Regions from separate parts of the Homo sapiens genome. Here regions 1 and 3 are each linked to region 2. A link is an interaction called in ENCODE POLR2A ChIA-PET data of the cell type or tissue named here. Cell type or tissue: PC-9. All regions are shown on one strand. Each heading gives the region's core, and the rest is flanking DNA. Links, peaks and the distances in the headings are about the cores only.

Region 1 (10,209 bases), core at 1,374-9,373, 230 kb after region 2:
CAAAGTTCTGATACATGCTACAATATGGATGAACCTTGAAAACATTGTGCTAAGAGAAATAAGCCAGACACAAAAGGACAAATAATGTCTGATTCCACTTACCTGAAATATCTAGAATAGGCCAGTTCATAGAAACAGAAAGAAAGGGGAGTTATTACTTAATGGCTATAGATTATAGGAGATTATAGGGGAGTTATTACTTAATGGCTATAGAATCTCTGGGGTAATGAAGAAGTTTTGGAAATAGTTGGTGGTGATGATTGCACAACATTGTGTGAATGTACTTAATGCCGCTGAATTGTACACTTAAAATTTGTTAAAATCACAAATCGTGTTTTTTATATATATATACACACACACACTTCTCTGTATGTATACACACACACATATGTATACACAATTTTTTTAAAAGTCAAAATTTTTTCTATGCATTTTGCCTCCAGGGGATAAAAAGATTGATTGGACAAGTTAATTAGCCTCTTTAAGCCTCAGTTTCCACATCTGTAAAATGGGAATAGATATAGTACCTAGCCTTGCTGTAAAAGCTTGCTGTAAAAATCAAATGACATAATATATGTAGTCACATAGCACAAAGTCTGGCACATAGTAAGAGCTCAATATGGGGGAGCTGTCATAATTATTTTCATGTGTTCACTTTACTCTGTCTAGAAACACATTCAATTTGGTGCCATCTATAAAATTACCCTTCCTCGAGTTTCCATTTCCAGCTATAATGGAGTATTTGGAGCAGATCACTGACCCCACTGAGAACAACTAGAAAATCCAGATTAAAAAAACTGGTTTGAAGGCACTGGACAACTGCAGATAACCAGGGCTTAAGGAACCAAGTTTCCAAATAGAAGAGAATTGGAGAGAGATGAGCTGATATTCTGCACATCATTTACCCCTCCAGGTGATGACCAGTTCTTAGAGAGGCTAGGAATCTGAGCATAGGACTATTACTTTAAGAGGCAGAGAAGCCAGCAGATCTTTCAGCAATTTCATGGAGAAGAGAATAAAAAATTAATTATAGAGCTGACAGGATAGCCAGCACCCAAGAGGCCAGGAGCCCCAAACTCAGAGGTTTCCCTTGAAGCATTTGCCCATGTATTAAATACACATGGTGAGGAGCTAATAAGAAAGCCAGTGAAAAGATGAAGTTTTTCTATGATCTCATGGTTATGAAGAGACAAAAATGGGAGTTCAGGACCCTAGCTGGGGTCTCAGGAGGGCAACACCCTAGGGGTGGGCATGAAGCAAAGAGAGAATGAGATGTAAAAGGACTGCAATCCTGCCTCATGCTGCTTTGGATGAAGGTAGTCTGCTCACACTGTAGCTGCCCCAAGGATAAGGTGAATGGTCTCTGGAGGAAGTTAATGGAATCCAGAGCTTCTATAAATTGTTGCACACTATGTCCAACATTCAATTAAAAAGTAATAAGCATACCAAGAAAAAAAAAGGGCAAAATTCCCAGGTGATACAGATATTAGAGGTATCAGACACAGACTTTAAAACAGCTATTAATATTTTAGAGAAAACAGGTAACAAGATAGACAATTTCACTAAAGAAAAAATATATAAATCTCAGAGTTGAAAACACAGTAGCTGATATTTAGAATACAACAGATGTAAGAATGGATGGAATACAACAGGAGACAGGACTAATGGAAGTAGACTGGTAGGATTAGTAGAAGTAGAAGAGGATTAGTAGAAGACAGGACAACAGAAAATATCAAGACTGATACACAAAGAATTTTTAAAAGATGAAAAAATAGAGAAAAGAGTATAAGAGATATGTGGAACATGTTGAAAAGTTCTAATATATGTACAACTGAAGACCCAGAAGGAGAAAAGAAAGGTGATGGAGCAGAAGCAATATTAGAGTATGATCATTTTAGAAACAAATTAATGCCTTCAACCCACAAACTCAAGATACTCAGTAACCCCAAGCAGGATAAATACAAAGGCAATCTTAAATGTTAAAAGAAGCCAGAGGAAAATAGGGTAACCACAGGAGTAACAATCAGACTGATGACAGATTTTTCAAAACAAATTACTGGAGTCAGAAGGAAAGAAATAACATTTTTAAACTGCTGGAAAAAATCACTGCCAACCTGGAATTCTACAGAATTCTATAGCCAAAATATTCTTCAAAAATAAAGGTAAAATGAAGATTTTTTAGGGAAAAAAATGTTTTAATGTGTACAGGGAGTTCTTCTGGAATCTTGTCATCAAGGGTAACCACTGAAATAATAATAAAATGATGTCAATAGTAAGTAATAACATAATAGTAAATAAATGCATAACTAATAGAATGATAGGTATGGAGAATGGAATAATAAAAAATGTTTAATCCAAAGAAAGGCAAAAAAGAGGAAAAGGAATATAAAACAGGTGGGACAAAGAAAAAAATTCACATAGTAGGTATAAACTAAAATATATCAGGAAATACATTTACATGTAAATGGACTAAACACCCCAAGTAAAAGACTAAGATAGACTGAATGAAAACAAAATAAAACCAAAAAAAATTAAACTATATGTTGCTACAAGAGACACATCTTAAGTATAAGGATGCAGAAAAGTTGAAGGTAAAGGAATGAAAAAATATAACCATGTGTATGTTGTGGGGCCACTTTCTGACTTGATGATTCACTGGAAGGACTCACTGGCCTCACAAGAGCTGTTATACTCATGATCGCACAGTTTTTCTTTTTTTTTTTTTTTTTGAGGCGGAGTCTCACTCTGTCGCCCAGGCTGGAGTGCAGTGGCGCGATCTCGGATCACTGCAACCTCCGCCTCCCGGGTTCAAGCACTTCTTCTGCCTCAGCCTCCCAAGTAGCTGGGACTACAGGCATGTGCCACTACGCCTGGCTAATTTTTGTATTTTTAGCAGAGACAGAGTTTCACTATATTGGCCAGGCTGGTCTCGAACTCCTGTCTTTGTGATCTGCCCATCTGGGCCTCTCACAGTGCTGAGATTACAGGCATGAGCCACTGCACCTGGCCCACACAGTTTCTTAAAGCAGGAGGTTACAGATTAAAATCACCTAATGGAAAAGGCACATGAGCAAAGTCCAGGGGAAAGTGAGCACAAGCATCCAAATGTCCCCTCCTAGTGAAGCTGCTTGGAGTATGCTTAATTCTCCCAGCAACTATGTGCAATCACATACTAAGTACTGCCAATCGAGGAGGCTCATTTGAGCCTCGATGTCCAGAGTTTTTACGGAGTGTCAGTCACATAGGCAGGAATTGTCTGCATGACTGACCTTAGCTACTCAGCCCCTAAGAGGCCAAAGTGATACAGCATAGCCCAGGACCTCAGACACACATCACAAAAGCCACATTGTTAGCATAAGCTATCTGGTTTTACTGGTTTATAGGACTGCCACAACAAAATGCCAGAGACTGAGGGGCTTAAACAACAGGAATTTATTTTCTCACAGTTCTGGAGGCTGGAAGTCCAAGACCCAAGTGTCAGCAGGGTTGGTTCCTCCTGAGGCCTCTCTCTTGGGTTGCAGGTGGCCGTCTTCTTGCTTTGTCTGCATGTGGTCTTTGCTCTTTGTGTCTGTGTGTCCTACTCTCCTCTCTTAGAAAGGACATCTGTCAGATTGGATTAAGGCTCACCCTAGGGCCTCATTTAACTTAATTACCATTTTTTTTTTTTTTTTGAGATGGAGTCTTGCTCTGTCTCCCAGGCTGGAGTTTAATGGGGCAATCTTGGCTCATTGCAACCTCCACCTCTCAGGTTCAAGCAATTCTCCTGCCTCAGCTTCCAGAGTAGCTGGGATTACAGGTGCCCGCCACCACACCCAGCTAATTTTTGTATTTTTAGTAGAGATGGGGTTTCACCTGTTGGTCAGGCTTGTCTCGAACTCTTGATCTCAGGTGATCCACCTGCCTCGGCCTCCCAAAGTGCCGGGGTTACAGGCATGATTAATTATCTCTTTAATGGCCCTATCCCCACATACAGTCACATTCTAAGGTGCTGGGAGTTAGGGTTTCAACCTATGAGTTTTGGGGGAACAAAATTCAGTCCATAACACTGACTTAATGGATACAGCATGGCCCAAGGTCTCAGGCAAACAAAAACAAGCTTTCAAGCAGGATATTCCAAGGGTTGCCTCTCTGGAACCTACCAAGGGGAAGTCCATTCTTGGCATGTGCAGGCCCTGGACCAACCAAGCCTGATGAGTTAACCTTTTTCTGCACACCATGAAAGCACTAATCAAAAGAAAGTTAATGCAGCTGTACTATCACTAAATGAAATAGACATTAAGAAAATAGGACAACTGTAGAGGAGGGGGAACATAAAGTGATAAGGTGGACTCACCAAAAATATACAATGTAAAAATCTATATGAACTGCACATAACTTCATATTATATAAAGTAAAAACTGACAATGCTAAAAGGAGAAGGAAAAATTGGCAATCACAGTGGAAGACTTTAACCCTCCTCTTATAATAAATAAGAGAACAGCAGACAAAAAACTCAGCAAGTAGAATACCTGCCTAACGTGATGAACAAACTTGACATATTTGACAGCTGTAGAATGCCATACCCAATCATGACAGCGCACGCACGCTTTTCTGATGCATATGGAACATTACAAGAATTGATCATATGGTTGAGCCATAAGTTTCAACACATTTTCAAAAGATTAGAATTATTCAGATCATGTCCTAGGAATAGAAGGGAGCTTTCTTATTCTGTTAAAAAAGTATCTATAAAAAACCTTCTTAATGATGAAATATTTAAAACCTTCCCCCTGAGATTTGGCATGAGCTGAGGATACCCACAATACTACTCGACATTGTCCTGGAGGGCCCAGCAACCACAAAAGGCAAGGCGAGCAGACCTAAAGGGAGGAGAGGAAGAAAGAAAAGTCATTATTTACAGATGACATCATTGTGTGCATCAACTATGCAAAAGAATTTCAGGCAACTTCTTAGAATTAATATGCAAAATTGGCAAGGTTGTTGGCTATAATGTTGCTGTGGATGGAATTGTGTCCTCCCAAAATTCCTGTGTTGAAGCCTTAACCCCCAGTGTGATTCAGTTTGGAGTGGGGCCTTTAGGAAGTAATTGAGGTTAAACGAGGTCATATGGGTGCCATCCTAATCTGATAGGATTGGTGGCCTTCTAAGAAGAGGAAGAAAGATCTCTCTGTCCCCATACACAGACAATGGGTAGCCAGATGACAGCCCTCTGCAAGCCAGGAAGAGGGCCCTCACCAGAACCCAACCATGCAGGCACACTGATCCTGAACTTCCAGCCTCCAGAACTGTGGGAACACTAATCTCTGCTGTTTAAGCCACCCTGTCTGTGGTATTTTGTTATGGTAGCCTGAGCTGACTAGTACAAATGTCGATATTTTTAAAATTGTGCTTATATGTATCAGCAACAAACAATAAAAAAAGATATAAAAATTACCATTTATTAGCTGGGCATGGTGGCTCATGCCTATAATCCCAGCACTTTGGGAGGCCGAGGTGGGTGGAACACCTGAGGTCAGGAGTTTGAAACCAGCCTGGCCAACATGGTGAAATCCCGTCTCTACTAAAAATACAAAAATTAGCCAGGCATGGTGGTGGGCACCTGTAATCCCAGCTACTTGGGAGGCTGAGGCAGGAGAATCGCTTGAATCCGGGAGGCAGAGGTTGCAGTGAGCCGAGATCGCGCCACTGCACTTCAGCCTGGGCGACAGAACGAGACTCTATCTCAAAAAAAAAAAAAAATCATTTATAATAGTGTTCAAAACCAACAAATACCTAGTAGTAAATCTAACAAAAGACATGCAAAACGTTTACACAGGAAATTATTTACTGAGATAAGTACATCTAAATAAGTGGAAGGATATATCCCATATTTGTGGATTGCAAGATGCAATATTAAATAATTTTGATTCTCTGGAATCTGAGCTATAGTTTTAGTGCACACACACCCCACCCCCAAATCCTAGAAGCGTTTTGATGGTGTGTGTATGTGCACGCGCTTGTGTGCGTGTGTGTGTGTGTGTGTGTAAATGACATACTGATTCTAAAATCTACTTGAAATTGCAAAGAACCAAGAATAGGTAAGATAAATTTGAAGAAGGAGAAGGAAGAGGAGGTAGAGGAGGAGGAAGAGGACAAGGATGAGAAGGGGAGGAGGAGCAACATCAAAGCTGGAGGACTTATACTACCATGCATCTAGACTCACTGTAAAACTACAGGAATCATCCAGTGTGATCTTGGTCAAGTACAGACAAATAGAATAACGGAATGAATCAGAGTCCAGAAACACTTTATCATATAATGGGAAAATAATTTTTTATAAAATTATTCCCGGGTGAATTGAATATATATATGGAAAGAAAATCTTGATGTCTACTTTACAACACAAACACCCCCACTTAATTCATAAGGATTGTAGAACTAAATCTAAGGAACAGACAATAAAGCTGTAGGAAAATAAACCATAGGTGATCATCTTTATGACCTTGGAAGTAGATAGTAATTTCTTAAGTGGGATATAAAAAGCACAAATGCCATTGAGCAAAAAAACTGATAAATTTGCTCACATTGAAATTAAGAACTTATATTTCTCAAAAGACATCATTAATAATGTGAAACAGGGTGAAAAGACAAGCCAGAGTGGGAAAAGATATTTGCAGTGAATGTATCTGACAAAGGACTCCTATCCAGAATATATAAAGAGCTTCCACAGGTTGGGTGTGGTGGCTTATGCCTGTAATCTAGCACTTTGAGTGGCTGAGGTGGGAGGATCGCTTGAACCCAGGAGCTTGAGACCAGCCTGGGCCATAGGGTAAGACCTCGTCTCTACAAAAAAAAAAAAAAAAAAAAAATTAACCAGGAGTGGTGGTGCACACCTGTAGTCCCAGCTACTTGGGAGGCTGAGATGGGAGCATTGCTTGAGCCCAGGAGGTCGAGGCTGTAGTGAATTGTGACGGCACCACTGCACCCTAGCCTGAGTGACAGAGTGAGACCCTGTCTCAAGAAAAAGATGAAAGAAAGAAGAAAGAAAGAAAAAGAAAGAAAGAGAAAAGAAAGGAAGGAAGGAAAGAACTTCTACAAATCAATAAGGAAAAGACAATCCAATAGAAAAATATGTTAAAAACATGAACTACATTGTACAAAAAGGGATATCCAAATGGTCCAAAAACCCATGAAAAGGCACTCATCCTTAAGAGCACCTCATGAGTCTTCAGGGAAATGAAAATTAAAAACCACAATGTAATATGCCCCCCCACCCCTGACCACACTCACTATAATGACCAAAAATCTTACAATACCAGTTGTCATCTGCAAGACTATGGAGCAACCAGAACTCTCGTGTTGTGCTGTGGGAATGTAAGTCAACACACTTTGAAATCCTGTGGCAGTGTCCATTAAAAGCGAGCACCCACATACCCAGTGACCCAGAAATTCCATGCCTAGATATTTGCTGAACAGAAATGGATGCTTAAGTTCACCAGGACATGAACAAAGATGTTCGTCATAGCATTATTCGTAACAGCTCAGAACTGAAAACCACCCTGGTGTTCATTATCGGTAGAATGGGGATTTACATAATAAATGTATAAATATATGTAAATAAATTCACATGATTTAGACTAGACACATGATTTAGACTAGACGAAAAAGTTGCTATTGCTACATACAGAAACATATTTGAATATCACAAACATAACATTTGGGGGTTTTCCCAGACACAAAAGAGGAACTACTTTATAATTCTACGTATTTAAACCTCAAAACCAGGGTATACTAGTCTATGTTGGCAGAGGTTGAGATAGTAGCTACCACTATGGGAGGGGAGAGGACATAAGGTATGCAGATATTGTTCCTTTTCTTAATTGAAGTGCTGAGTGAAGGTGGAAATTTACTGAATGTTTACTTGTAATCTGTGTGCTTTTCTATTTACATTCCACCTCATTAAGAAACCATTATGGAAGTCATCTTCCTTCTGTACCCTTGCTCCATTCTGTTGCCCTCTTCCTTCTTCATGCCCTTACAGAGCTGCTGCTTTTTTGTTTGTTTTATTTTGAAGTAATCTTAAATTTACAGAAAAGTTGCAAAATAGTAAAAAGAGCTCCTATATACTATTCAACCAAATTCCCCAGTTGTTAATACTTTACTACATTTGACTTATCAGTCTTTCTCTCTATATATATACTAATGTATTTTTTTCCTGAATCATTTAATAACAAGTTGTAGATGTGATTCTTCGTCATCCCGTTAAGCCCTTGTGCAAAACAAGGGTCCTTTCCTATATGAACACAGTACAACTGTCAAAATCAGGAAATTGATCTTTATCTGATATTACCATTGAATCCACAGATCCATTCAAAGTTTGCTTATGACATTACTGCCTTAATAATTTCATCAACTATGCAGAGGCAATGCTGTGTTCTTCCTACAGCATTTATATCGGGGGCTCACAATGCTGACTTGTCCCACTCTTCTATCGCATGGTTAAGATGGTGTCTGCTGGATCTCTCCATGTAGCGCTCCTTAGTCCTTCCTGTAGATCTCAGTTTCCATCTGGTATTATTTTCCTTGCCCTGGAGGATGTCCATAGCTTTGACTGTATTACAGGTCTTCTGTCAATGAATTCTCAGTCTTGTCTAAATGTCTTCATTTCAACCTTGTTTTAAAAGGGTATTTTTGCTAGATGAGTATCTTTTTGGTTGAAGCTTTTTTCCTTTCAGCACTTTCATGATGCCATTCAATTGTTTCTGCCTCCATTGTTCCTGGTGAGAAGTTGGTAATGATTCTTATACTTGTTTCCCTGTAAGTAATGTTATACCTCCCAGCAAACCCAGCTGCTTTCAGAATTTTCTTAGGTTTTCAGAACTGTGTGTCTGAGTGTTGTTATTTTTTCTGTTTATCCTGATTTGAGTTTATTGAGACTACTGGATATGTAAATTGATGTTTTTCATCAAATTTGGGATGTTTTGGCCATTATTTCTTCACATATTTGTTCTGCCCCAATTTTACTACACCTTTTCCTTTGAGACTCTGATTACGTATGTGTTAGATTATGTGATACTATTCCACAAGGTTCGCAGGCTCTATTCACTTTCCTTCAGCCTTTTTTCCTTGTGATCTTCAGATAATGTTTATTGATCTGTCTTCATGTTTATCGACTCTTCTACTATCTCCAATCTGCTATTAAGCCTTCCAGTGAATTTTTCATTTCAATTATTATACTTTTTAGTTTTAAAATTTGTATCCAGATACCATTTTGGGGCTGAGTTTTCCTATATACTCACTGATTAAGACTATATCTTACTTTAATTATTTGGACATATTTATAATCGCCACATTACAGTCTGCTAAGCCCAACATCTGGGTCATTTTAGATTAAGTTACTGTTCTATAGTCTGCTTTATTCTTGCCTGGGCATCACATTTTCCTATTTCCTTATATACCTGGCAATTTTTTTTAAAAATTGAATACTAGATTTTGTGGCTAATATATTGTGAAACTCAAAATTGTGTTAACTTCCTCTGAAGAATGTTGATTATTGTTTTAGTAGGCAATTTAATTATTGGCAGATGACTTTGAACTTCCTTACTTAGGGTTCATGTTTTGTTACTGCAGATGCACGGAACATCCAAAATGTTTCCTAAGCCTCTCTAATTTGGCATGACTCAGTTCTTCCCTTTGTATGTGCAGCTTAGTTGTCAGTCAAGGACTTGCAGAGCTCCTGTGTGGGGTTCTGGGACCCCTGCGTGCACAGCTCCCTCTTCTCCAATGCTTGGCTCCACGCATGCCCACTGCTCCCGCTGCTCCACCTCTTCAGCTCCACATGACCCCCGTGCCCTGCCCAGACTCCGGTGCCGTGTGCCACAGTCAGAAAACTCTGTCGGGGAGCACGGAGCAATCACGGGGCTCACCTCCTAAGCGTCCCTTCCCACAGGGATCTGAGTCTTGCACTCCCTGAAAACAGCTGCCTCACGTACTTTGTCCAGATTCATGGTTATTTTTGGTGGGAGGGCTAGTCTGGTAAAACAGCTAGAAGTGGAAGTCACAAGTGATTTTGGCTGGAGAAGGTGATGCTTGTTTCCACATCCAATTTGTCCATGCCCTCCTTGACCTACTGCAACCCAGCCTCTGGCGTTTCTCTGCCTGGAGACTTCTCGACCCAGCTTCCATGACACTCTTCTCTCCTGGATTTGCCCCCGCCCCTTTACTTGCTCT
Region 2 (10,209 bases), core at 1,066-9,065:
TCAGTAGTCATTTTTAAGCTCTATAAAATAAAATGAAGAAAGGACAGTTCACAATCTAGTAATAGCCATTGCCTACCTGTTTTTCTTGGACTCTTGTTGGAAATGGTAGGATCATGATTTCAGTCCTAACAGAGATGCTTGTGGAGGGACAGCCTGTCCCTTTCTTGGGGCAGCCTCAGTGGGGAGACCATAGCACTCCTAATGGAGTCACAGATAGTATTCCAAAAGGAGTTTGGTCCTGGAGTTGAGTAATTACACGCAGGGAGGGACCTCACAACAGCCAGACTGTTTCTCCTGCTCACTTAACCCTGTGTTGCCCCACACAGTATCGTGAAGAGCGCTTCCGACTGACGAGCGAGAGCACCAACCAGAGGGTCCTATGGTGGTCCATTGCTCAGACTGTCATCCTCATCCTCACTGGCATCTGGCAGATGCGTCACCTCAAGAGCTTCTTTGAGGCCAAGAAGCTGGTGTAGTGCCCTCTTTGTATGACCCTTCCTTTTTACCTCATTTATTTGGTACTTTCCCCACACAGTCCTTTATCCACCTGGATTTTTAGGGAAAAAAATGAAAAAGAATAAGTCACATTGGTTCCATGGCCACAAACCATTCAGATCAGCCACTTGCTGACCCTGGTTCTTAAGGACACATGACATTAGTCCAATCTTTCAAAATCTTGTCTTAGGGCTTGTGAGGAATCAGAACTAACCCAGGACTCAGTCCTGCTTCTTTTGCCTCGAGTGATTTTCCTCTGTTTTTCACTAAATAAGCAAATGAAAACTCTCTCCATTACCTTCTGCTTTCTCTTTGTCCACTTACGCAGTAGGTGACTGGCATGTGCCACAGAGCAGGCCCTGCCTCACTGTCTGCTGGTCAGTTCTGGGTTCACTTAATGGCTTTGTGAATGTAAATAAGGGGCAGGTCTTGGCCCTAGAGGATTGAGATGTTTTTCTAAATCTTAGAACTATTTTTGGATAAATTATATATTTTCCTTCCTAGTAGAAGTGTTACTGCCTGTAACTAGCTCAAAATACCAATGCAGTTTCTGCATTCTGGGTTTTGTTTTTCCTTTTTTTTTTTTTTTTTTTTTTTTGAGTTTTGCTCTTGTCGCCCAGGCTGGAGTGCAATGGCGTGATCTCAGCTCACTGGCAACATCTGCCTCCCGGGTTCAAATGATTCTCCTGCCTCAGTCTCCTGAGTAGCTGGGATTACAGGTGCCCGCCACCACGCTCAGCTAATTTTTGTATTTTTAGTAGAGATGGGGTTTTACCATGTTGGCCAGGCTGGTCTTAGACTCCTGACCTCAGTTGATCCACCTGCCTCAGCCTCTGCATTCAGTTTATTCACATATTTTTGGTAACTCCCATGGCAGCTCCTAGGATTTCAGCGGTCTGTGGGCCAGAAAGCAGGCACCAGGGCTGACCTCAAGGCCGTATCAGAGGGCCAAGCAGAGTTCTTTTGGATACCTGCTTTTCATCCCACAGGGCCTTAGAGTCAGAGGTAAGGTAGCAACAGAGCTAGAATGGGGCAATGCACTCTTACCCTCCTTCTCAACTTTTATTTAAGCTGTGCTAAATGTTTTCTTCAAGGGAACCAGATTTAGTTCTTTACAGAATTTTCCAGTGAAATAAAACATGTTGTAATAGCTGTGTTTGAGATGAAATAAGAGGTTGTGGGTAGAGGGGAGGCACCTAAAGGAAAAGAGGAAAGGTGCCTGGGCTACCTATGCAGATAACCTGGAGTGGACTTCACTGTGGACTCGTGGTACTAAGGCTTGGCCTGGACAGGCAGTCTAGGGGGTATGGGAATACACGGTGTGGTTGTTCAACTATTTGCAAAGGTCAACCAAATAGACCACATGTTCGCAAAGTATCATCTGAGGAAATTAAGTACCTTCTTAGCCCTCTCAGTCATAAATTTGAACAAATTTTAATACACTTCCCTCATGCCCTTCTATATAAAACTTAATACCATTAGTTCCCCATTCTTGACATTTTATTTCAGTTTTTATTATATATTTATTTGAAATATTTATTAAATTATCTGACCTACAGAACTAAATTCTTCTCCTTTTGTTATTTCTTATGTCCTATACCATATATGTACCTATTTATATATATATTTATGTATTTTTAAAATTTTTATTTATTTTATTTTTTGAGACAGTCTTGCTCTGTCGCCCAGGCTGGAGTGCAGTGGCATGATCTTGGCTCACTGCAACCTCTGCCTCCCGGGTTCAAGCAGTTCTGCCTCAACTTCTGAGTAGCTGGGATTACAGACACCCACCACTACACCCGGCTAATTTTTGTATTTTTATTTTATCTTATTCATTTATTTATTTTTGAGATGGAGTCTCACTCTGTCGCCCAGGCTGGAGTGCAGTGGTGCAATCTTGGCTCACTGCAACCTCCACCTCCTGAGTTCAAGAGATTCTCCTGCCTCAGACTCCCGAGTAGCTGGGATTATAGGCGCCCGCCACCATGCCCAGCTAATTTTTGTATTTTTAGTAGAGACAGGGTTTCACCATGTTGACCAGGCTGGTCTTGAATTCCTGACCGCAGGTGACCCGTCTCGCCTCCCAAAGTGCTGGGATTACAGGTGTGAGCTGGCCGGGCACAGGTGATGGGGTCTTGCTCTGTCCCCAAGGCTGGAGTGCAGTGGTGCCATCACAGCTCAAAGCAACCTTGAGCTCCCAGGTTCAAGTGATCCTCCTACCTTACCCTCCCAAGTAGCTGGTACTACAGGTATACTCCACTGTGCCTGGCTATTTTTACTCTTAAAAATACATGTGGGCTGGGCACGGTGGCTCACGCCTGTAATCCTAGCACTTTGGGAAGCCAAGGTGGGTGGATCCCTATAGCCCAGGAGTTCGAGACCAGCCTGGGCAACATGGCGAAATCTTGTCTCTGCAAAAAATACAAAAAATTTAGCTGGTGGCACATGCCTATAGTCCCAGCTACTTGAGAGGCTGAGGTGGAAAGATCACTTGAGCCCGGGAGGTCAAGGCTGCGGTGAGCCATGATCGTGCCACTGCACTCCAGTCTGGGCAACAGTGATCCCATCTGAAAAAAAAAAACAAAAAAAAAAATGCAATTTAGGGCCAGGTGGGGTGGCTCACGCCTATAATCCCAGCACTTTGGGAGGCCAAGGCAGGGGGATCGCCTGAGGTCAGCAGTTTGAGACCAGGCTGGCCAACATGGTGAAAACCCCTCTCTACTAAAAGTATAAAAATTAGCCAGGCATGGTAGTGTGTGCCTGTAATCCCAGCTATTCAGGAAGCTAAGGCAGGAGAATCGCTTGAACCCGGGAGGAGGTTGCAGTGAGCAGAAATCGAGCCACTGCACTCCAGCCTGGGGGGCAGAGGGAGACTCTGTCTCAGAAAAAAAAAAAAAAATGCAATTTAGTTCTCTAGGCTTTTCCATTTAATAGTTTTATATCCTCCTGTTTCTAAATCTGGATGACAGTGTAACACTCCAGTAAGGTGAATTGTGAATTGCTGAAATTCTTCAGATGTTTAAAAGAGTTTTCAGTATTCCTCATGTTAGAATTAATGCAGAGAAAAATTTTATCCTTTGAACTAGTTACATGTTGTGGACTTCTGGCCTGAGGCTCTTGGGGATTATGTGACATATTGGGAAGGGACACATTTCTGCTCTGTGGCTGTTACTAGAAATCTAGCCAGCAAATCAGACTACGTTTGTGAGAAGACAGGAAGGCACAGATTAGGGTTGAGCCAGCCTTCAACAGGTTTGGCTGGCAGTAGACACAGTGGAGCACATCTTAACTATTTTGGTAGGTCCTGGGTTTCTCTTGGTAGTTTTTGATAGAAAGGGGAATGGTGTGAGGAAAAAGTGGGCATACATTTCACCTTTCCACTGATAAGGCAGGTGGAATTGGGATAGTCAGTGGATGGGCCAATAGCTGGTGGCTGTGAGAAGAATAAGGATTTCCATACTGGTGTGTCATATTTACAGATAGGTTGTGACCTAAAAAGTTTTTTAAAAAACAGCAGTTAGGGCCTGGGCGCGGTGGCTCACGCCTGTAATCCCAGCACTTTGGGAGGCCGAGGCGGGCGGATCACAAGGTCAGGAGATCGAGACCATCCTGGCTAACAACGGTGAAACCCTGTCTCTACTAAAAATACAAAAAATTAGCCGGGCGTGGTGGCAGGTGCCTGTAGTCCCAGCTACTCGGGAGGCTGAGGCAAGAGAATGGCGTGAACTCGGGAGGTGGAGCTTGCAGTGAGCTGAGATCATGCCACTGCACTCCAGCCTGGGCGACAGAGTGAGACTCCTTCTAAAAAACAAAAACAAAACCAAAACAGTAGTTAGGGTACACACACACAAATTCTAGTGATTTTCCCCCCAATACTACCCTTGACTTTTGAAATTCTTGCTTTCTCAGAGTTTACAACATCCTTACCAAACAGCCTTCTCCCTCCTTACCACAAAAAAAGAAAAAAAAGTTCTGGGGTTGAGGGGACACTCCATTCTTAACATCCTCTATTATCCCAGCCCAATTCCCCAGCTCTCACTGGGACTAGTTGTACCTATCTTCATCATTTGGTCCCAGCATGACTACCTGTTGGTGCATGAGCTGATCTCTCCTAACCTAACAGCCAGATGCTAGTCTCTGGTACTCAGATGCTGGGCTGCATCAGATAGGATGCACAGGATCATCCTGGAAGCTTGTTGACATAGATTCCTGTGCAACACTCAGATATAGTCTTAATGTAGATTTGTGTTGGGTGGTATGGTAGGTAGAATAATGGCCTACCACTCTGAAACATATGAATATGTTACCTAACATGACAGAAGAGAATTAAGTTGCTAATCAGATGACTGTAAAATAAATTATCCTGGATCATCTGGATGGGCCTAATGTAATCACAAAGGTTGTTTCCTTGCCTTTTCCAGCTTGGCTCTGGCTCCCTTCCTCCAGCAAGGGTGGGTTGAGCTCTCACATGGCACCACTTTGACCTCTTCTGCTTCCCTCTTCTACACTGAAAGACTTATGGGCCAGGAGCAGTGGCTCGCACCTGCAATCCCAGCACTTTGGGAGGCCGAGGAAGGCAGATCGCTTGGCCCCAGGAGTTCAAAACCGTCCTGGGCAACGTGGCGAAACCCCATCTAGAAAGAAAAGAAGAGAAGGGGAGGGGGGAGGGGAGGAGGAGTTACATATATACACATACACACACACACACACGTACGTACATACATACATACACGCTAACTGGACGTGGTGGTGCGTGCCTGTAGTCTTAGCTTTCCAGGAGACTGAGGTGGGAGGACCACTTGAGCCTGAGATCGCGCCAGCCTGGGTGACAGTCAGACCATGTCTCAAAAAAAAAAAAAGATTTGTGATTAGGATTCTTAGTCCTCACCTGTATTATTTTCCTATTGCTACTGTAACAAATTACCACAAATTTACTGGCTTAAAACGACGCAAGTCTGTAGGTCAGAAGTCTGACACGGGTCTTAACTGGTGACCCGAGTCAGATTTGGGACACAAAGAACAGAAACCAAGCTGTGCAGGTTTCTGACAGGCAGTCCGGTTAGGGAGCCCTACAGCAACCCGCCGGTCCTCTCTCTCAGGCAGTTGCTGCCATGGCTCATTATTCCAACCGGTTCTCCTCAGCCCAGTCTATCTCAGTGGCTCCATTCATAGGGTGATGTGCCCGGCGGGACACTAACCCTAACCAAGCAGAGAGACGGTCATGCCCGTCACGACCTCGGCCCTCGCCCCGGCCGAGGCTTCTCCTGCAGGTCGCGAGAATCAGGTGCGTCAGCGGCGTCCGGGAACGCCGGAAGAGCCAGTGGAGCGGCTCTGTAGTCCAAAGTACCCCGTCGACCCCAGCACGGCCGCTCCACCGCCTCCTACTAGACCCAGTCCTAGGGACTGCGCAGTCGCAGAGCTCCGTCCGAGTACCGGAAGCCTAGGCCGCCAGCACTTCCGGGAAGTGACTTCGTCTCCGAAGCCGATTGGTTGTTGCTTTGCTCCCGCTCGCGTCGGTGGCGTTTTTCCTGCAGCGCGTGCGTGCTGCGCTACTGAGCAGCGCCATGGAGGACTCTGAAGCACTGGGCTTCGAACACATGGGCCTCGATCCCCGGCTCCTTCAGGTACACGCGAGGGCTGGGGAGCCGGCTTACGGGCTCTGCGGGGCGCGCCATCGCTCTTCACGCCGCTTAAACCGCACTCCTGGTCTCCTAGGCTGTCACCGATCTGGGCTGGTCGCGACCTACGCTGATCCAGGAGAAGGCCATCCCACTGGCCCTAGAAGGGAAGGACCTCCTGGCTCGGGCCCGCACGGGCTCCGGGAAGACGGCCGCTTATGCTATTCCGATGCTGCAGCTGTTGCTCCATAGGAAGGCGGTGGGTAACGAGAGAGCTGAGGGGAGGAAGGAGGCAAGCTCCAAAAGCCTGGGAAGGGCGGTTCCCGTTTGTCTGAGGTTTTCTCTTGGCCCTGTACCCGTGCAGGCCGGCCTGAGAACCTGGTGCTGTTGTGGCAAACACTCTGGGCTGGAGTTCAGGTTACCTGGATCCTTGTCCGGCCCTGCTACCACCAACCTTTGCGTAATCTTCGACAAAGCACTTTCTTTTCTTTCTTACATAAAAAGGGAGCACATCTATCTTTTCTACTTACAGAATTATTGTGAGAATTTAGCTTCATAACTAGTATATTTAAAGTAGCTTCATAAACATCAGAGTACGTTATTCTTTTTGAGGGTCAGTGCCTGGGGAAAGAACTCTCCACTCTGCATTCTGAGGCGGGCAGAGTGATAGATGATCAAAGTACTGCTAAGTAGTGTTGCAGCAGATGGGTCAGGTAGGCTGGAAGGGGTAGAGACACGTGGACACAGTGATGTGCACTGCTGGCTAAAGTCTTTAATTCATATTCTTACAGACAGGTCCGGTGGTAGAACAGGCAGTGAGAGGCCTTGTTCTTGTTCCTACCAAGGAGCTGGCACGGCAAGCACAGTCCATGATTCAGCAGCTGGCTACCTACTGTGCTCGGGATGTCCGAGTGGCCAATGTCTCAGCTGCTGAAGACTCAGTCTCTCAGAGGTGGGTAAAAGCAGCAAAGCTGTACCTGAATGAAGCTACACAGTGTTGTGGGGTTGGGTTTGTGTGTGGCAAAAAAGAGAGCAAATCCAGGGTGAGATCCCAGCTGCTACATTCTGCCTGATACTGATGTCTTGTCCACCTCCAGAGCTGTGCTGATGGAGAAGCCAGATGTGGTAGTAGGGACCCCATCTCGCATATTAAGCCACTTGCAGCAAGACAGCCTGAAACTTCGTGACTCCCTGGAGCTTTTGGTGGTGGACGAAGCTGACCTTCTTTTTTCCTTTGGCTTTGAAGAAGAGCTCAAGAGTCTCCTCTGGTAAGGCAGAGGTGGGTGTGATTCCTAGTGGAAACATCTGTGAGTAGGAGTTGGGACGAGAGCGGGGTGGCTGGAAGCCAGTTACTACAATTAGCGGCCCTTGGAGCTGGAATCTGATTGGATTCTTTCATTTCAGTCACTTGCCCCGGATTTACCAGGCTTTTCTCATGTCAGCTACTTTTAACGAGGACGTACAAGCACTCAAGGAGCTGATATTACATAACCCGGTAAGAGGCACCATGGAAGTGTCTGGAGCTGCAGACATGGGGGCACTCAAAGATCTTGATGCTCCTTCTTAGGGGATTCTTTGGTGTTTTGGGTGGGACAGTTGTCACTTAGTGTCTCATCCCTGGTCCTGAGGCACTAAAAGCCAGTGGTCTAAAATCACTATATATTTCCAAGTGTCCACAAGGGATGTCTCCCATTTCAGGCCATGCTTTGCCTAAAATCCTGAGCAAGGACCTCCCCTAAGGGGCAGCTTTGAGCAGCAGAGCCAAAATTCTAAGGCCAAGGTTCTCATCTTAAGTAAACTTTACCTTTCAGAAGGCCTGTTGCTGTAGGCCTTCCCTTCTCAATGTAGTCCTTTATTGATGTGTTTCTCTTTGTTCTGTGCTTGGAAGTATTTTATATATGGTTTATATGGTATACTCTATATACCACAACAATAAGGGCATTTTGGGGTTTTAGGTTACAAAACTGGAGGAGAGTTAGGGTGCCAGGAATCCTTAAATGCATCTCTGCCCTGCACTAAAATGTTGATGCTTTGGTTGGTGAGTAAGTGGCCATACATCTCTGTGTTCTTTTCCTTTCTGACCACAGGCCTGTTTTCTCCCCCAGGTTACCCTTAAGTTACAGGAGTCCCAGCTGCCTGGGCCAGACCAGTTACAGCAGTTTCAGGTGGTCTGTGAGACTGAGGAAGACAAATTCCTCCTGCTGTATGCCCTGCTCAAGCTGTCATTGATTCGGGGCAAGTCTCTGCTCTTTGTCAACACTCTAGAACGGAGTTACCGGCTACGCCTGTTCTTGGAACAGTTCAGCATCCCCACCTGTGTGCTCAATGGAGAGCTTCCACTGCGCTCCAGGTCTGCCACAGCCAACATCTTGGTTGAAATAAGTTGAAGATAGAGATGGAAAGGGGACCCAGTTAATGTTCTGTTTCTTAAGCACTTAGTAGGGGCCAGGTTCTAGATGTGACTGATACTGACTTCTCCCAACTCCAAAATACCTATCATGGCCGGGCACCATGGCTTATGCCTGCTGTAATCTCAGCACTTTGGGAGGCCGAGGTGGGCGGATCGCCTGAGGTCGGGAGTTCAAGACCAGCCTGGCCAGCATGGTGAAACCCCGTCTCTACTAAAAATACAAAAATTAGCTGGACATGGTGGCAGGCACCTGTAATCCCAGCTACTCAGGAAGCTGAGATAGGAGAATTGCTTGAGCCCGGGAGGTGGAGGTTGCAGTGAGCCAAGATCGTGCCATTGCACTCCAGCCTGGGCAACAGGAGTGAAACTCTGTCTCAAAAAAACAAAACCCTATAATTATTTCCAGCTGAGGAAACTGAGGCACAATGATTAAGTAGGGAAAGAGATTAAGAAGAGGAAAAAGGAAAGGGTGATGGTTACTGTGATACTAGGGATGGCAGAGGGGCCTTGAGCTTGCTCTGCTGAGCTGATTCTCTGTCCGCTCTTGGCTGCAGGTGCCACATCATCTCACAGTTCAACCAAGGCTTCTACGACTGTGTCATAGCAACTGATGCTGAAGTCCTGGGGGCCCCAGTCAAGGGCAAGCGTCGGGGCCGAGGGCCCAAAGGGGACAAGTGAGTCCATGCCTCTTTTTCCATCCCTCCCCAGAAATGCCTGTGTTTTTAGCTTTTTGGAAGACTAAAACCAGAGTGCACAGAGCAGGGAGCCAAACCTTCCAGGCCTGGCTGGTAGTGTAGCCCAGAGAGCCCCACAGGTTCTTGCTCAGCTGCCTGGATATAGAGAAGGGAGTGGATGGTGCACACTGCACATGCACCACGAAGGGCAAAACTGCCGGGGTTGTTGGCATGCAGAGCCCTGCAGGGGAGATGGCCCATCCTGCATTGGTGGTATGGCTGTGACTTGCAGGGAGCATATTTCTGAAGGGAAAAGGAACCCCCCAACTCTCCAGTCTCTGTCCAGCTGAAGGCTTGACTAGCTCAGAGTTGGTTTTCAGATCACCATGTAGGGCAATGAGTTCTGCTGTTGTCCCAGAACAGAGGTCAGGCCGAGATTTGGGTACATGTCAAAGCTCCAGGCTGCCCCAGGAAACCCTGACTCCTGGAACGGTTCCATTGTTGGAGAGTCCTCTGTATGTCAGGGTCTTATGATCTACAGGCATTTAGAGGAAGTTTTGCTGATTCAGCGTGTGAATACGTGCCCAGAGGAGAGGAAGGGTCCGGCTGACATTGAGTTATCTCTGCAGGGCCTCTGATCCGGAAGCAGGTGTGGCCCGGGGCATAGACTTCCACCATGTGTCTGCTGTGCTCAACTTTGATCTTCCCCCAACCCCTGAGGCCTACATCCATCGAGCTGGCAGGTAGTAGTGTGACGGCCCAGGCATCTGCATGGTAGGCACACTGAGGGACTTGGGGTGTGCTGGACAGAGCCTGCGGGTTGGAGATGCAAGCTGCACTGTCTTCCCTTGCAGGACAGCACGCGCTAACAACCCAGGCATAGTCTTAACCTTTGTGCTTCCCACGGAGCAGTTCCACTTAGGCAAGATTGAGGAGCTTCTCAGTGGAGGTAAGAGCCTGGCTCTTGTGGTCCTGGGCCAGGGTCAGGCTTCTTCCACAATGCTTTAAAACT
Region 3 (10,209 bases), core at 1,382-9,381, 210 kb before region 2:
GTCTGGGGGATGGGGTGAGATTCCATCTCAAAAAAAAAAAAGTAAATGAATGCATGAATGAATAATAAATAGGCTGGGCGTGGTGGCTCACGCCTGTAATGCCAGTGCTTTGGGAGGCCAAGGCAGGAGGATCGGTTGAGCCCAGGAGTTCAACACCAGCCTGGGCAACAGAGGGAAACCCTGCTTCTACAAAAAAATATGTATTTTCTTTTATTTTTTATTTTTATTTGTTTGAGACAGAGTTTCGCTCTTGACGGAGTGCAATGGCTTGATCTCGGCTCACTGCAACCTCCGCCTCCTGGGTTCAAGCAATTCTCCTGCCTCAGCCTTACAAGTAGCTGGGATTACAGGCATGCGCCATCACTCCCGGCTAATTTTGTATTTTTAGTAGAGATGGGGTTTCTCGTGTTGGTCAGGCTGGTCTTAAGCTCCCAACCTCAGGTGATCCACCCACTTCGGCCTCCCAAAGTGCTGGGATTACAGGTGTGAGCCACCATGCCCGGCCTATTTTATTTTTATTTATTTATTTATTTATTTATTTATTTATTTTTTGAGACAGAGTGAGTTTTACTCTTGAAGCCCAGGCTGGAGGTCAATGAATGGCGTGATCTTGGCTCACTGCAACCTCCACGTCCTGGCTTCAAGCAATTCTCCTGCCTCAGCCTCCCAAGTAGCTGGGATTACAGGCATGCACCACCATGCCCAGCTAATTTTATATTTTTAGTAGAGATGGGATTCATCATGTTGGTCAGGCTGGTCTCGAACTCCTGACCTCAGGTGATCCGCCTGCCTCAGCCTCCCAAAGTGCTGGGATTACAGGCATGAACCACTGTGCCCGGTCAAAACATTTTTAAAAATAAAAATTAGCCAAGCACGGTGGTGCATACCTATAGTCCCAGCTACTCGGGAGGCTGAGATGGGAGGATCACTTGAGCCCAGGAGGTTGAGGCTGCAGTGAGCCATGATGGTGCCACTACACTCCAGCCTGGGTAACAGAGCAAGACCCTGTCTCAAAAATAAAAATAAAAATAAAAATAAATACATCCGGCTGGGTACAGTGGCTCATACCTGTAATCCCAGAACTTTGGGAGGCCGAGGCAGGTGGATCACTTGAGGTCAGGAGTTCAAGACCAGCCTGGCCAACATGGCGAAACCCCGTCTCTACTAAAAATACAAATATTAGCCTGGTATGGTGGTGGGCTCCTGTAGTCCCAGCTGCTCAGGAGGCTAAGGCAGGGGAATCGCTTGAACCTGGGAGGTGGAGGTTGTAGTGAGCCAAGATCGAGCCACTGCACTCCAGCGTGGGTGACAGACTGAGACTTCGTCTCAAAACAAATAAATGAATACATCCTTGTGACTTGTCCTCCCTCTCGCTACTATTTGAAGTCCTGCCTTTTTGTCACCGTCAGCATTGTCACAGCAAAGTCCTAGTTCTTGTCATTTCATCTACACAGGCATGGGGTATGTACACTCAAGAATACAAATGTTCATGTTTTGTTTGTTAAGTGGGGAGCTGATATTCTGGGGGTTCCTTTTCTGACATTATCTGTTGAGTGGGACTGTCTAACTGTGGAAAATATCAGCAGACACAGAACCTCAGGAATGTGGAGCTGTCCATGCCTTATTTGGATGAATCAGACCAAAAGCAAATCCAGCTGAACTCAACAGTGCCCTGTTCTGGCTAGATGGAGGTGTTCCATGCCAGCAAGCAGAACTCTGAAACTCAACTGTAGCTCCTGATCATATAGCATCTTATAAACAAATGCTTATCTCAAAAATGTGCCTGAGCAAGAGAGAAGGTAACCAGGGAAAAAATTAGGGTATTCAAAATTATGAAAACAGACGACTTTGGGTAGTAACTTGTCTTCTCTGTGCCTCTTGCCCAAGGCCTAGCTTGGTGCCTCTGCTCTCCAGGCTGAATGGAAACCGCTTCTGCTGAGACCATCAGTGACCTCTCAGCCCACAAACCCAGGTGCTTTTTGCAGGTCTGACACTGCCTGCATCAGACAGGTTTCATCACCTCCTTGATTGGAAAGCTTCCTTTCCTTGATGGCTTTGACTTTTCTCTCATGTTTCCTTTACCATTTCCCCTTTAGCTTTTTCACAAATTTCTCCTCTGTCAGAATTAAGCATTTGATCTTGTTTTGTTTCCTTACATACCCTCCAAGATGAACCTCATCCTTTCCCATGACTCAAATTCTCAGATGATTCTAAACCAAGTTCTCAGTCAGGCACAGTGGCTCACACCTGTAATCCCAGCACTTTGGGAGGCCAAGGCAGTCGGATCACCTGAGGTCAGGAGTTCAAGACCAGCCTGGCCAACATGGTGAAACTCCATCTCTACTAAGAATACAAAAATTAGCTGGGTGGTGGTGTGCACCTGTATTCCCAGCTACTCGGGAGGTTGAGGCACGAGAATCTCTTAAACCTGGAAGGTTGAGGTTGCAGTGAGCCAAGATCGAGCCACTGCACTCCAGCCTGGGCAACATAGCAGAACTTTCTCAAAACAAACAAACAAAGAAAAAAAACCAACCAAGTTTTCTAGCAAGCAGTAGAAAACTTCATCAATACTGGCTTAGACAGGAGTTTATTTGTCTCATACAATAAAAAATCCAGAGGCAAAGAGCAACTCAAAGGTGCTCTTAGTAGAATGGACCTACTAAGTGGTGATCAGAAGTCAGAAAAGCAATGTGGAATAACAAATTCAAATAGGTATCACATTATTAGCCCTAAGAGTTATGCAGGCCCTGAAGTATATGAAAGATTCCTAAATGCCTGTCAAGCACAGAAATGGTCAGAGACATTAATCTTTATTTTTTTTCTTTTTGAAACAGGGTCTTACCCTGTTGCCCAGGCTGGAGTGCAGTGTTGATCCTCCCACCTCAGCCTCCTGAGCAGCCAGGACCACAGGCATGTACCACTACACCAGTTAATTTTTTAAAAAGAATTTTATTTGCTATGTTGTCAGGCTGGTCTCAAACTCCCGGGCTCAAGTAATCTTCTTGCCTCGGCTTCCCAAACTGTTGAGATTACAGGTGTGAGTCGCAGCACCTGGCCCAGAAAAGACATTTATATTAATATAAATGAGGATTTCATCAAATATAAAAGCGTTTAGAAGAAGAAGCAAAAGAGACCCGCACATTCCACCCAGGGAGGGCATGGAGAAAGAACAGTGAGTGGAAGGAAAACAGGTCTGTGCTGTCCTCAAGCATAGAGGTCTTTCTATGGCAGGCACCCGGGGCAGCCAAAAGGACACTGTCCACAGCCAGGCCAGAGTCTAGCTGTCACACACATAGGCAGGTGTGTTGCATACCTCAGGCATGCGTTCAGGAGTTGTAATACTTAAGTGAATTTGTTTTTTTACAGCAACAACCTATAGTTCCATTTAAAAAGGGATAGTTATTTAATTTTAATTAAAACATATAGTAGTTTTTTTCTCACTTTGGTTTATGTATCCATTTTCAACAGCTTTGTTGAGGTGTTGTTTACACACCCTCAAATTCACTTGTTTTAAGCATACAATTTAATAATTTTTAGTAAATTCAGAATTGCGCAAACATCACAATCTAGTAATAGAAATTTTCTTTCACTCCAAAAGAAACCTGTGCTCTATTTAGCAACTCCCTGTTCCCGCCCAGTAAGCGCATATGTGGGCAAAAGTTGACTGAGACTTGTGATTTTTAATTGAAATATCACAAAACTTATTGCATTTTTTTTTTTTTTGAGACGGAGTCTCGCTCTGTCGCCCAGGCTGGAGTGCAGTGGCACAATCTCAGCTCACTGCAAGCTCTGCCTCCTGGGTTCACGCCATTCTCCTGCCTCAGCCTCCCGAGTAGCTGGGACCACAGGCGCCCGCCACCACGCCTGGCTAATTTTTTGTTTTTTTTTTTTTTGTTTTTTTGTGTTTTTTTTGAGACAGAGTCTCGCTGTCGCCCAGACTGGAGTGCAGTGGCACGATCTCGGCTCACTGCAGGCTCCGCCCCCGGGGTTCACGCCATTCTCCTGCCTCAGCCTCCCGAGTAGCTGGGACTACAGGCGCCCGCCACCTTGCCTGGCTAATTTTTTGTATTTTTAGTAGAGACGGGGTTTCACTGTGTTAGCCAGGATGGTCTCGATCTCCTGACCTCGTGATCCGCCTGCCTCGGTCTCCCAAAGTGCTGGGATTACAGGCATGAGCCACCACACCCAGCCTATTTATTTATTTTCGAGACAGAGTTTCGCTCTTGTTGCCCAGGCTGGGGTGCAATGGCGCGATCTCAGCTCACAGCAACCTCCGCCTTCCGGGTTCAAGCGATTCTCCTGCCTCAGCCTCCCCAGTAGCTGGGATTACAGGCATGCGCCACCACGCCCAGCTAATTTTGTATTTTTTAGTAGAGACGGGGTTTCTCCAGTTGGTGAGGCTGGTCTCGAACTCCCAACCTCACGTGATCCGCCCACCTCAGCCTCCCAAGGTGCTGGGATTACACATGAGCCACCGTGCCTGGCCTGCATTTTAATATTTAAGATAACTTTAAGTTCAACATATTTAAAAGTTTATTAGAGTTATTTAATAGTCAGGGAGGTTTTCTTTGTTAATTTGGACAATTACATACTTTAATTGGAAATCAAATTTATTACATTGTTAAATGTAGTTTAAGATGTTAGAAGATGCCTGGGCGCAGTGGCTCACACCTGTAATCCTAGCACTTTGGGAGGCCGAGGGAGGTGGATCACCTGAGGTCAGGAGTTCAAGACCAGCTTGACCAACATGGAGAAACCCCATCTCTACTAAAAATACAAAAATTAGCCAGCCATGGTGACGGGCGCCTGTAATCCCAGCTACTGAGAAGGCTGAGGCAGGAGAATCATTTGAACCTGGGAGACAGAGGTTGGAGTGAGCCAAGATCGTGCCACTGCACTCCAGCCTGAGCAAGGAGACGGAGAGAGACTCCGTCTCAAAAAAAAAAAAAAAAAAAAAGTTTGCAAATATGTTCAAAGAGTTCAAATTTGCTATACTTATAAAGAGACTAATATTATTTCTAAGGTAAACTTAAAACCCAGGAAAGAAGTAGGTTTTAAAATTATAGTTTATTTTTTACTAACCTGATGTTTTTAAAATAAAATAATAAAAAACAAAATTGTAGTTTAGGCTGGGCACAGTGGCTCACACCCATAACCTCGCACTTTGGGAAGCCAAGGTGGGAGGACTGCTTGAGCCCAGGAGTTTGAGACCAGTCTGGGCAACATAGTGAGACCCCTCCCATCTCTACAAAAAAAAATTGCTTTAATTAAAATTGTAGCTTTAATGAATTAAATATCAGTTGTTAACATATAATAACCCCTGAATAGTCTTTCTACATAGGAAAGCCACAGGACACAAAACTGCAACAACAGGTGCCTGGGATTGGACAGGAAAACCAGGAAAGAAGGAAGAAGGGCAAAAGTTGAGGGAGGAGCCACCACCATCTGTCCTGTTTCAAAAGTTTCCCAGGAGCCCCACTCGGCAGCTTCCACTCTTGGCTATAAGCATTCAGGAAGATAACTACAGTTGACCTTGAACGACATGGTGTTTCACCATGTTGGCCAGGCTGATCTCAAACTCTTGACCTCAAGTGATCTGCCCTCAGCCTCCCAAAGTGTTGGGATTACAGGTGTGAGCCACCGCACCTGGCCTAAATAGGCTTTTTGAGGAGTCAAAGGTTATATGTGGATTTTTGACTGTAAAGAGTATCAGCATCCCTAACGTCCATGTTGTTCAAAGGTCAACTGTATTTTTCTTTTTAGAGATAGGGTCTTGCTATGTTGCCTAGGCTGGAGTACAGTGGCTATTCACAGACACAATCGTAGTACATTATAGCCTTGAGCTGCTGGGCTCAAGCAATCCTGCCTGAGCCTCCTGAGTAGCTGAGACTACAGGTGCAGCCAGCATGCCCGGCTAAGGGTCAACTGTATTTTGATTGGGCCTGTGGCTGCCCACACCACTCAAGGTCCTGATAGTAAGGAAGAAGGCAAGAGAGAAGCCTGTTGTGTAGACAATGGGTGGATGTCTGATGCACTTATGACCTCACTCAGGAGGGAAGGGAGTGACTGGAGAGTCCTTGGGCACCTGGGGAGCTGGCACAAACAGAGCCCAGCATGGGCCTGAGGAGGACTCTACCAACTCTTCAGTGGACCCAGCCCTGAAGCACCCCTCTGGGGCGATGCTAAAGTTGAAGTTGGGGGCGGGGAGGATGCACCTGCTGGGTTGAGCCCTTAATCTCCGCCTGTGCCTTCAGGCCTCGGTGTCTAAGGTCTTCAGACTTTGCCTTCCACTTGAGCTCAGAAGGTGGGGAATTTCCCTAACAGGAAGGGCCACAATATCAAAAACAAAAAACCCCAGAAATAAGTCTTCAGTTAGTAAACACAGAATCCTAGAAAGTGTTAGTTGCTGTTATTAATGGTCATTGGGTTTTTTTATTTAGTTTTGTTTTGTTTTTTGAGACGGTGTCTCCCTCTTGTTGCCAAGGCTGGAGTGCAATGGCACGATCTCTGCTCACTGCAACCTCTGCCTCCCAGGTTCAAGTGATTCTGCTGCCTCAGCCTTCCGAGTAGCAGGAATTACAGGTGCCCGCCACCATGCCCAGCTAATTTTTTGTACTTCTAATAGAGACAGGGTTTCGCCACGTTGGCCAAGCTGGTCTCAAACTCCTGACCACAGGTGATCCACCCACCTCAGCCTCCCAAAGTGCTGGGATTACAGGTGTGAGCCACTGCACCTGGCCCTAATGGTTGGTCATTGTTAAATTCTCACAGCAGTCCTTTGAATATTTATTTATTTTTTTATTTATATTCTTATTTTTTGAGACGGAATTTCACTGTTGTTGTCCAAGCTGGAATGCAATGGCACGATCTTGGCTCACTGCAACCTCCGCCTCCCGGGTTCAAGCGATTCTCCTTCCTCAGCCTCCTGAGTAGCAGGGATTATAGGCATGCGCCACTATGCCCAACTAATTTTGTATTTTTAGTAGAGACAGGGTTTCTCCACGTTGGCCAGCCTGTTCTCGAACTCCCAACCTCAGGTGATCCGCCTGCCTCGGCCTCCCAAAGTGCTGAGATTACAGGTATGAGCCACCGCACCCGACCTTATTTATTTATTTATTTTTGAGACAGAGTCTCGTTCTGTTGCCCAGGCTGGAGTGCAGTGGTGTGATCTTGGCTCACTGCAACCTCCGCCTCCTGGGTTCAAGCAATTCTCCTGCTTCAGCCTCCCAAGTAGCTGGGATTACAGGCACATGCCACCACACCCAGCTAATTTTTGTATTTTTAGTAAAGACAGGGTTTTACCATGTTGAAAACCGTTGGCCAGGCCAGGTGTGGTGGCTCACGCCTGTAATCCCAGCACTTTGGGAGGCCGAGGCGGGTGGATCACAAGGTCAGGAGATCGAGACCATCCTGGCTAACACGGTGAAACCCTATCTTTACTAAAAATACAAAAAATTAGCCAGGCGTGGTGGCGGGTGCCTGTAGTCCCAGCTACTCGGGAGGCTGAGCAGGAGAATGGCGTGAACCCGGGAGGCAGAGTTTGCAGTGAGCCGAGATAGCGCCACTGCACTCCAGCCTGGGCGACAGAGCGAGACTCCGTCTCAAAAAAAAAAAAAAAACCATTGACCAGGCTGGTCTCGAACTCCTGACGTCAGGTGATCCACCCACTTCAGCCTCCCAAAGTGCTGGGATTACAGGCGTGAGCCACCGCGCTCAGCCTAAATATTTATTTTTACTATTGTTATTCTTTTTTTCTGAGACAGAGTCTTACTCTGTCGCCCAGGTTGGAGTGCAGTGGCACAATCTTGGCTCACTGCAGCCTCCACCTCCCAGGCTCAAGTGATCCTCCTGCCTCAGCCTCCCAAGTAGGTTGGACTACAGGTGTGTGCCACTATGCCCAGCTAATTTTTGCATTTTTAGTAGAGACAGGGTTTCACCATGTTGCCCTGGCTTGTCTCAAACTCCTGGGCTCAAGCAATCCACCCGCCTCAGCCTCCCAAAGTGCTGTGATTACAGGCATGAGTCACCACACTCGGACTCTCCTGATTTTTTTTGAGTGCACAGTTTGTGTTCATTTGGCCATGTCCTGTATTCAACTGCGCAATAACTCAAATTTAGCTCTGGTATGGGTTTGGGTCCTACCACCAAATGTAAGGTCAACATTTCCCACAAGGCCCAGTTCTCCAGGTTCCTGGGGTGATTTTGGTCCCTGAGGTGATCATCTTGGCTTCTGATGCCAAAGGCAGAATTGCAGGAGGTGAGGATGAAGCAGGAGGGAAAACAGCGGCAGCTGAAGATGAACCCTCTGCCCAGGGCCAGAGCAAAATGAAATGTGGGGCTCCTCATCCAAAAATTAACAAGAATTGAATTTCAAGACTGTAACAGCAAAGCATTAAACCAAACACGAAGCCCTTCTGAGCATGGGGTCTGTGCAGCTGCACACTCACACCCAGGACGTTGGCCTTGCCACTGCAGTCAACCTCTAGGTGCACCAGATGCAAGAGAGTTTGTACCCACTCACCCACTCTTTCCCAAGAGCCATCGCCCACTGCTCAAGGGGGAGAGTGGAGGCCAGTCCAGAGACCGAAGAAGCCTACGTGAGGTACAGATGCTGGAGTCTGAAGGTGGAGAAGGAGTGCTGAGAGGAGCCCTCCTAACACAAGGGGCCTTGCAGTGAGAGCCTGAGAGTGCCCCTGGGGAGGGGCATGAGTGAGACCTGGGGGCAGAGCCAGAGTTCTAGTGGGAACTTGCTGGACATGTCCTACACTGGCCACCATGGGGGCTGTGACAAGAGAACTGAGGCCTGTCAGGGTGAGTACATTCTGCAAGCAAGGAGCAGTGTGAGAAACACCACAGGTGTTCCCAGGGGTTGCACTGATTGCCAGGCAGCAGCCATCTCTCATTGGAGAGGGAAGGGAGAGCAGCAGCAGGCTACCCTGCTAGGGTGCAGGTGCACAGGGCTGACTGCAACAAACCCTGCAAACACGGAGATGCCAAACCAATAAAGGAAGGTGTCTGCCCTCAAATAATGTGAAGCCTTTGGTGAACTGAATTCCACAGCAAAGTCCAGACCCAGCTCCCTGAAGACTAGATGGGCTTGACCCCAACACTAACAGCCTGCCAGAGGAAGGTGTATGCAATTCTCCAAGCAGAACTGCTATTTACTTCAGTCTCTGCTATTCCTTTTTTTTTTTTTTGAGATGGAGTCTCACTGTGCTGCCCAAGCTAGAGTGCAGTGGTATAATCTCGGCTCACTGCAACCTTGGCCTCCCAGGATTAAGCAATTCTTCTGCCTCAGTCTCTCAAGTAGCTGGGACTACAGGTGTTTGCCACCACACCCGGCTAAGTTTTGTATTTTTTAGTAGAGACAGGGGTTCACCATATTGGCCAGGCTGGTCTTGAACTCCTGACCTCACGTGATCTGCCTGCCTCTGCCTCCCAAAGTGCTGGGATTACAGGTGTGAGCCACCACGCCTGGCCTCTGATATTCTTTTACACACAAGGTCTAGCATTTAATGACAAATTCTTCAGCCTGGCTGCCTTCAAACTGGGTCATCAACTCTTTCCTGCCTTCAGATTGAAACTGAAACATTTGTCCTCCCCATGTCTTCAGCTTGCTGGCCTTTGGACTGGAACTCATGCCTTCTGCTCTCCTGGGTCTCCAGCTTGCTAGCTCACCCTATAGATCCCTATATATTCTCTTTGTCTGGAGAACCCTAATCCAGACACCCCAAAAAACAAGATAATGTGATCCATCATTCAGAGAGGCAACAGTCAATAGAAGCAGATCCAGAGATGGCCTACATTCTCAGAGAGACATTGGCCATGAGAAATGTTTAACAGGATGCAGTGCAAAGAGTGTACAACATGCATGAAAAGGGGGGAGCCTGTTTGCCTGTTTGCCATGTGTGGATGCAGTGAGAAGGCACTGCCTCTATGAGGATACTCACTGATCTACAATGGGCATGATCCTTAGAAAAGCAGAGCTGATATGGCTGGGCACAGTGGCTCACACCTGTGATTAAAGCACTTTGGGAAGCGGAGGCAGTCAGATCACAAGGTCAGGAGATGAAGACCATCCTGGCTAACATGATGAAGCCCTGTCTCTGCTAAAAATACAAAAAAAAAAAAATTAGCCGGGCATGGTGGCCTGTGCCTGTAGTCCCAGCTACTCAGGAGGCTGAGGCAGGAGAATCGCTTGAACACAGG

What was found. Peaks named below come from ENCODE experiments on the same cell type or tissue, not always from the same donor. Only the 100,000 strongest peaks of a DNase experiment are listed, where the experiment ranks them.
Region 1: POLR2A ChIA-PET joins it to region 2 with 10 read pairs; 3 of 35 experiments call an interaction of 5 or more read pairs at or near these places.
Region 3: POLR2A ChIA-PET joins it to region 2 with 14 read pairs; 22 of 35 experiments call an interaction of 5 or more read pairs at or near these places.

The regions. Positions count from the first base shown.
Region 1 is chr7:44,336,305-44,346,513 of GRCh38, reverse strand. No RefSeq gene overlaps it. Among named protein-coding and RNA genes, the nearest start is that of CAMK2B, 16 kb to the right of the region's middle. RefSeq lists an enhancer at 7,606-7,675. In PC-9, for the core only: no CTCF peak of the experiment used is centred there; no DNase peak of the experiment used is centred there; H3K27me3 peaks cover 1,089 bases.
Region 2 is chr7:44,569,746-44,579,954 of GRCh38, reverse strand. DDX56 (DEAD-box helicase 56) reads left to right here and starts at 6,047. Exons shown (of 14, transcript NM_019082.4): 1 at 6,047-6,119; 2 at 6,211-6,372; 3 at 6,905-7,065; 4 at 7,211-7,381; 5 at 7,518-7,608; 6 at 8,219-8,463; 7 at 9,078-9,197; 8 at 9,827-9,940; 9 at 10,052-10,146. The coding sequence starts at 6,060. TMED4 (transmembrane p24 trafficking protein 4) reads left to right here. Exons shown (of 5, transcript NM_182547.4): 5 at 327-2,061. The coding sequence ends at 476. RefSeq lists an enhancer at 6,281-6,430. In PC-9, for the core only: no CTCF peak of the experiment used is centred there; a DNase peak (open chromatin) is centred at 5,954; H3K4me3 peaks cover 2,972 bases; H3K27ac peaks cover 1,500 bases.
Region 3 is chr7:44,783,219-44,793,427 of GRCh38, reverse strand. No RefSeq gene overlaps it. Among named protein-coding and RNA genes, the nearest start is that of PPIA, 8.4 kb to the left of the region's middle. RefSeq lists enhancers at 5,610-6,113, 6,114-6,618. In PC-9, for the core only: no CTCF peak of the experiment used is centred there; no DNase peak of the experiment used is centred there.